3 separate regions of the Mus musculus genome follow, and regions 1 and 3 are each linked to region 2. The links are chromatin loops, found by intact Hi-C in ENCODE. Cell type or tissue: heart. All regions are shown on one strand.

The links. Hi-C counts contacts between places; a loop is a spot of excess contacts. Peaks named below come from ENCODE experiments on the same cell type or tissue, not always from the same donor. Only the 100,000 strongest peaks of a DNase experiment are listed, where the experiment ranks them.
Region 1: it touches region 2 in a loop (4-fold over the local background); 4 of 42 quality-filtered maps call a loop at or near these places.
Region 3: a loop joins it to region 2, with 2.6 times the contacts of the local background. A loop is called at or near these places in 7 of 42 quality-filtered maps.

The regions. Positions count from the first base shown.
Region 1 is chr3:85,280,981-85,283,480 of GRCm38, reverse strand. No RefSeq gene overlaps it. Among named protein-coding and RNA genes, the nearest start is that of 1700036G14Rik, 35 kb to the left of the region's middle. In heart, no CTCF peak of the experiment used is centred here; no DNase peak of the experiment used is centred here.
Region 2 is chr3:85,516,815-85,519,314 of GRCm38, reverse strand. No RefSeq gene overlaps it. Among named protein-coding and RNA genes, the nearest start is that of Gm31419, 26 kb to the right of the region's middle. In heart, no CTCF peak of the experiment used is centred here; DNase peaks (open chromatin) are centred at 444 and 1,024; H3K27ac peaks cover 2,080 bases.
Region 3 is chr3:85,377,042-85,379,541 of GRCm38, reverse strand. No RefSeq gene overlaps it. Among named protein-coding and RNA genes, the nearest start is that of Gm52637, 7.7 kb to the left of the region's middle. In heart, no CTCF peak of the experiment used is centred here; DNase peaks (open chromatin) are centred at 1,051 and 1,421; H3K27ac peaks cover 1,562 bases.

The DNA.
Region 1 (2,500 bases), 240 kb after region 2:
GGTTGCAGCAAGGCCTTTAGTGTCATTCTTGGTACGTAGAATCTCATGGGTAAGAGCTGCTTTTTCTAATGCTATGGGTTTTGTTTGGTTGTTTCAAGGTGCTGGACTAGAACACATGACCTCTTGCACACTGGACAAGTGTTGTATCGCTGAGCTACCTTCCCTGTCCACACTGTACAAAATGGCTTTCCAACCCTGAAGGTTTAACTCACCTAAGAGAAGAAGCACTTTGTCCTGAGTGCTGATATTGGTACAAAAAAACACATCAAGAGACTTGTGTCTGAAGACTTTAGAGTTCACATTCTACATCTAAATATTAAGGTTCATGAGTCTCTGAGCAAATGGCGTTAGCTCTCTGTGTCTGAGCTTGCACATACAGAAGGCGAGTGAACAGTAGAGCGCTTTCCTGTCTTCCAACTCAGTGTGCCATGAGCAAGCCTGTGTTGGCTGGAACTCACTGCTAGGCATTGGAAAGAGTGACTGGCTAGTCGTTAACCTGCTAAACATAGGAAGGTTACATCCTTTTATTAATAGACTGAGAGATACATGCCAAAAATCGGGGGCAGGGCTCCAAAGTTGAAACTCTTTGGATTTTAGTTTCTGTGGCATTTGATGAGCAGTGAACATCTTAGGTTAGGAATGAGTTTGGGGAAGCAACCTGACCTCCTGGTGCTAACCAATGTCATAGTAGTTTTATTTCCAAGGAAAGGAAAACATAATCCCGTGTCACTCCAGCCTTTTCCTTATCAGTTTAAAAGTATAGCGCTGGGACTTCAGAGGAAAATGATTACACTCATTTCTTCATTAGGAAAGGCCTCTCTACCACACTGTAAAAGATTTAAATGGGAAAAAGCGAAAAGTAAAATTCTTACGTGCTATCTGGCACCTGTTAGCGATTAAGTAGTCCATTTCCACCTTCTACTGCGCATTTTAAGATCCAAGCATGGCATTTTCATTAAACACCTTTACTGTATTCTGACACTGACTTTGCAATCATTTTAGTGGTAACATACTATTTTGTGAGGTGGATGCTGGTTGACTTTTACCATTTCCCTGCACTTCCCTTCCTTGTTAGAAGGCAGTGAAGACAGGAGTTAGGGCCACAAGTGCATAGACTGGCTCTGCTATTTCTTTTGTGGTCTCAATCCCACCATGTCACCTCTGCAGGCTTGGGCATCCTCCCTCTAAGTGCAGAAGCTATGTTTATCTAATCCCATCAGCATCCTGTCATGACCACGTGAGGTCATGTCTGTAGAAGGTACACTAGTATCTGGAACATGGTTGACTTCATTGAGCTTGGCTGCGGCTGCTCCTTAGCCTGCATTCCCCGTTGATGACCCTACTTGATTTTTATAAATATCCCACAAAGAAGTGCACAGGACTATCGGCGGTGTGACCTCACCTCTGAGGAACCTTGCTCCTCATTTGCAAAGGGTAGTAAGTGGTCAGACTTAAAGCATGACCTCAACCTGCCATCCCTGATGTGACACCATCTCTACTGTCATTACAGATGATATGGCCACTGCAGGGAAGGGACCTGTACACTGATGGAGATTGAGGGAGAGCCTGAGGGTTTGAGAATAGTGGCTTCTCCTTACAGCTAGAGAAACACTATCCATCTATCTGTCTATCTATCTATCTATCTATCTATCTATCTATCTATCTATCCATCTATACCTATCTATATACCTATCTCTATCTATCTATCTATCTATCTATCTATCTATCTATCTATCTATCTATCTATCTATCTATCTATCTATCATCTATCTATCTATCTATCTATCTATCTATCTTTCATCTATCATCTATCTATCTATCTATCTATCTATCTATCTATCTATCTATCTATCAAGGCTTAGCAGGTTTTGGTCTCAGCCAGGGTTTCATTTATCCATTTTGTGGTTCTAATGTCACTTTGTTGCTGTGATCATCTTCCTGCATGGTCACTGAAGAGTAATCTTCTGCAAAGGTCAAGAGGAGCCGCAGTGCCCTTAGGCGGTCCCTGAGGGACAGGGATTTTCTGCTCCACTCACCAATGTCGGCTTGTGATCCTCCATGACCTTCCACGGGGAGTTTTTAATTAAAAATAAGAAAGTTCTTCAGACTAATTGGATGCGTTGTCTCACTGATTCTCAAACTGTGCCCCAATACTTAGACTTCTGAGATCCCCCAACCAAGGGCCCTAAAGGGCCTCCAATGACCTCCCTTAGGATCAGAGGTGCCTCTGAGGGAAGGAGTCAGGTGCTCCTAGCACAGAACTGAAGGCTACAGAGTCAACCTGCCCTGCCTCTTCCAGCCTTGTGCTCTGAGGGGACATCAATGGAGCCAGCCTTTGCATCCATTCGCAGCGAGTCCTCAGTGGGCCCGCCTCTACACTGGGAAGGAAACAAGGTGAGAAGCCTGGGTCACATAGGTACCCACAGAGAGGCAGTGGGCTGACAAGGTCAAGCGTAGGGTCCTACCTGGTACGAAGCCTTTTTCTGCTCTTACTGTGCTG
Region 2 (2,500 bases):
CTATGGGTTGAAAGACATTTTCCTCCCTCCTCCTCCTCCTCCTCCTCCTCCTCCTCCTCCTCCTCCTCCTCCTCCTCCTCCTATCCTTTAGTTTGGGATCTTTCATATCTAATACCCTATGACACATAACAGAGTCTGTCTAGATGAAGAGCTTTTCAGAAAAGACCCCTTAAACTGACAGCCAGTGTCATCTCCCAAGCTGATCAGAGATCAATTAGAAATCAAAAAGCAGGGTATTTGGTATATCGATTTATTCTTCCTTCCCCAAAGAGCTTCCCCGTGTGGGGATCATCCTCAGAGCCCACGTCAGAGTCCCTAAAGCTGAAGCAATTGCAGTAGGCCCTGTCAAGGTCAATGAGAGGCGCTGCCTGCTCAGCCATCTGCCCCTCGCTCCTTGACGTCTTTTTAAATTAAACCCCACACCCTGTGGTAAAATTGCTCTCGCTCTATAAATAGCAGGCTTGGCTTGGCTTGCCCTGCAAATGCTGCAGAGGAAGGGTGTCAGAGCAAAGAGAAAGGAAGGCCACAAGCCCAAGGGCACATCTCTCGGTCAGATGACTGCAGTCTCTGAGGAAACCCAAGAATTCTCTGTGTAAAGCCTCCTGTTCCCCCTTCTCTGGTGACTTCCTTGTCTACGATCTCTCCTGTACTGGAGTGAACCATCCTCTTTCCCTTTCCTCCATATTTTCCAGATTGAATTTGTCTTGGACCAGGAGATTGCTGCTGGGTTACTGTACATATACTCTCTGTGGACCTGGGACATGCTTCTAATTTCAGTCCCAATCGTTACTGAGTTAAAATGGAAGCCGTCCACAGACACACATGGCTCCTAGTGCTTCCTATGGCCACGCTGCTATAGTAGGGAAGTACAGTTTCATAATGCACTGGCCTGAGTTTTTATAGCCTGTTGCAGCCTCATACCTGCTCCCTGGGCAGGACTCAGATAGCTTCCTAAAGTCCCCTGCATGATTATCTATAAACTCTCAACCCACCTGACTAGAGGCACTTTCCTTCTGTTGGCTGCCACACTTGGGTCACCTCCTCAAGGCTGTCACCACTCCATAGTCAATAAGTCCCTGCCAGAATTTCCTGGGCTGTTCTTCAAGTGTTTGGCTCTTTCTAGTCCCCACTGCTCCACAGTTCACATTCTTCCCACCTCTCTGTCCACCCTGAGACCTTCCCACCCTAGGCCTCATCATTGGCTATGTGGCAGTTGTACAGTCCAGAGCCTGCTTTTGTGCCCCACAGTGTAATGGGGATGGGGGTGGTGAGCTTTGTCTAGGGACAGGGGTCCTGGCTCTACCACAGAGACTCATATTCTGACCTCTAATTCTTTCATCTTGGAAAAGAGACCTACCTCCAGTTCCTTATAATGGTAACTTCTCCCAGGTAACTTCTCAAAAAACAGTAGATACAGAATGCAGAGGTCGAAGGCTGGATGTGTCCCTGGACTCACAGATCCTGAGAAGGTCTCCATGTCTTCTCCTCTCATCAGAAGCTTCCAGTTCTGGGATGGCTCTGAGACCACTGTCTTCACAATGTTCTGCCCGCCCTATGCTCACCAGCTTCCCCTCTCTGGGATTGGAAAAGCCAGACAGCGGCACTGGCAAAGTGGCTCAGTGCTAGAGCTACTGCTGCCAAGCCCAATGACCTAAGTTCGATGCCTGGAACCCATTTCAGGGGCAGAAGGAACCAACTTCCCAAGTTCTTCATGATCTCAACGTGTGTGGTGTATGTGTGCCCCTAAGCCCTGCCCACCAACCAACAAATGAATGTGAAAGGAATAGCAAGCAGGCAGGGTAGAAAGGTCAGTGTATTGGAATGCCCCAGATGTTCTGGGTCACCTCTCTAGGCAGCTAAGAAGGGCTGTTTGCAAAACTTCTGTGCAGAATTGCTTTTCAAAGTGTTTGGCTGAGTAGAACAGGCTAGTATCCCCAGTAAAGGAACTTGTAAAAAATTCAGACTCCCAGGCCCCTTGATCTACCAAATCAGAACCTTGTTTCAACATTGTCTCTGGAGTCTTAGGCACACCTTTCGTGTGCTGACTGGATGCCCTTAGGACTGTCTTTGCAGCTGAGTGGAGCGCTCGTGTGTGCAACCGTCTGGGGCAACAGAAGCCTTCGGAGTCCCTGGTACGGCTATAGAGACACCTTTAAGAATGTGAACCCGCTAAGAGCATTTAGAGGTTATCAACGTGTCAGCAAAGCAACCTCTTTATGGGGATCATTTAATTAATGTTAATTGCTCTTGGCCTATTGTGTGGCTCTGGCAGGATTTACGGAAAATCACCATTATCTACAACCCCATAAAAGACTCATTGCTTTTAGAGGCCTTGTAACTCATGCCTGGAGACACCTCCTGATACTTGATGTATTACCCAGATGTACAAATACTGCTGGTGTTTGCATACTTCTCAATGATGTTCAGGCCCTTCATGGGGTGGGAGAGTTGGGGGGGTGGAGATTAGAGAGTGAGGTGTGGCCAGCTGAAGAACCCAGTT
Region 3 (2,500 bases), 140 kb after region 2:
CTGGTCTTAATTTAAATCTGATTCCAAAAGACAGATCTGGTTTTAAGAGGAAAAAAGAAAAAGCTGGCAGATTTCAGATTTTTTCTTTTCTTTCTTTTTTCCTTTTTTTTTTCTGCTTTTCTGCTTTAAAGGAACATTTCTTGATTTGGAAAAGACTGATTCACCCAGAAGTCATCAATGGTAAATCAGTATCTATGTTCCCAGTGGCTTTTAAGGTAAAATACCTCACCATGTGATATCCACCTGCCTGCCTCATCAACCGAGCCCAGGCACGGGCAGAATGAGCCAATCACTAATGAGCATGGGTCTGAGCGTAATGCCAGTGCTCTCGAGCCGCAACGTCATGCTAATAACTTAAGAACTGCTTGGTGTCAAGGCTCCACACAGAGTGGATGATACTAGTCAGCTCATTTGGCTTTTAATAGTCTGAACGTCCTGGTGGCTCTGAGACTTTTTTCCAAAGCCAAATTGTCTTGCTTGTTAAATATGTAATGTATTTAGGAGTCTTCATTTTCCATGCTTAGAAAAATGGCCTTGGAGTCTTATAGCGAGCACCCCGTTGAGAGGTCTGTGGGCATTTGGAACGGGCTGATGGCACTGCCACGGGGTGTCAGCGTGGGTGCAGGGGAGTCAGACATTCTCCCCGACTCCCTTAGAGAACCTGGTGAGGTTCTCTCCAGTGCTTCAGAAGAGAGAAAGAAATCCGAAACGCTGGTATTTTTAGCTCCCACTCCCTTCTTGACTGTGAATAGGAACGTGATTGAGATTCCCACCAGTCTTCAAAGCAGACTTACCTTTAAAGCAAATGCCAAGGGTTTGAAAACTCATTGGGAATGGGAGCACACGTGCATGAACAGAGGCAGCTTTTAAAAAAAGAAAGCCAAGCCCTGGGGCTGTCAGCAGAGTTGAGATAAGGTCTTGCTCCCCTCCCCTGCCCCACACCGCAGGAGCACAGGCGGGGATGTTCCTTCCACTTTGACATGTCATGTACCCTGCGGTGTGGACAGGGACTGGACTCTCAGCTGGCCCATATGCCCCAGGGCACGTGGGGCTCTCCCAGTAATTGGAGTGCTTACAAAACCAGTTCAGTACTCGAGGAAATGACCTGCAGGGTATGCTGGGATGGATTCAAACATTTCTTGTCACTTATAGCACCTGTGACTGAAGAGACGCGGGGACAGAAAGGAGGGTTAGGAATGCATAAAATCTAAAATAAAACCACCACAGAGCTCAGAGCACATGTCTGCTCACAGAGACATCAGCTGGGGGAGACTGTTAAAAGAAAAGAGAAGCCCCTTTGACTTTAAGAAGCACATTCCTAGGACCTGGCACCAAGCTAACAATGGGAGCCAAGCCAGGGCAAGCCTTGCAAGTGTTCCCTGCCGCAATCCTATCCGAGGAAGCCACCTGGCTGGTTTCAGCTGGAAGCCTGCTTCACACCCCTTTGGACAATGTTGTTTGTAGAGCCATCTGGCTTTGGTCATGAAACACTCGCCAACACCACAACATCAGGAATGATACTTTTCTTTCTTGGGTCACAGACAGGACGAATCATATTGTGTTGATTAACCGAGGAATCTGGAACATATGAGCAGGTTTCAAAAAATCATCTAGCATTCACCCTAACTTTTTCAATGGTCATCTAGAGTCTCCCAAGTTTCCTGTTCCTCCATTCTGTGACCTTCTAGACTTAGCCAATAAAATATCAAACTGAGAGCAAGCTTGCTGTAAACATGGCTGGCTCTTTCTACCCAATCTGTAGGGAGTGTCAGTGTCTGGCAGAGTGGGGCCTCTGCTTGCATGAGCTTCACTGGTGTGTTCATCCCACGTCCTAAACTGCGGTACCCATCTGATTCCGGTCTCCATGGTGATGGTTACAGCTCCCATCAGGATTTGCAGCCCTCATCTCCTTCTTCCTCTTCTGCTTTTTTTCATCCTCTTCTGGTAGCTGGGTCAGAACCCAGGAGGCATCTAGAATCCTTGCCTCTCATCAACATGGCCTCTGCAAGTTCTGTCAGTGTCACAGGCCTTCCCATAAGTCTCTACTCTGTCTCCACAACCCCAGTCTGGATTTTGTCACGTCTGACAGGAATACTGTAATGGCTTCCCCATTGTCATCCCTTCTTCCTGTCCCACTGTGCAGTGCTCACTCCTCAGATCTCACCTCATGGCCTTCTGTTCTCCTCAGAGATGAGCTGTTGAGATAATCTATTAGCATGGCGGCAGCAGCCCTCCTCATCCATCTCAGGCTTCCCCTACAGAGTGTTTGCAGCCTGATGGGAAGCCCCACACCTTGGGTTACATTGCACCAGGCAGTAACTCTGGACCAGTATGATGTGGCAGCCAAGAAGCATGCTCCCGTTGCAGTGGTGGCCACCTCAGCAATACTCTTTAGTCTGTTGCCCTAGGCTCCTCATCTGTAGGTAAAAAAATGGAATCCTAGGGTGATCATAAAATGGCACGCACAGAGAACTCAGCTCCAGAGTGCCAATGGCTTCCT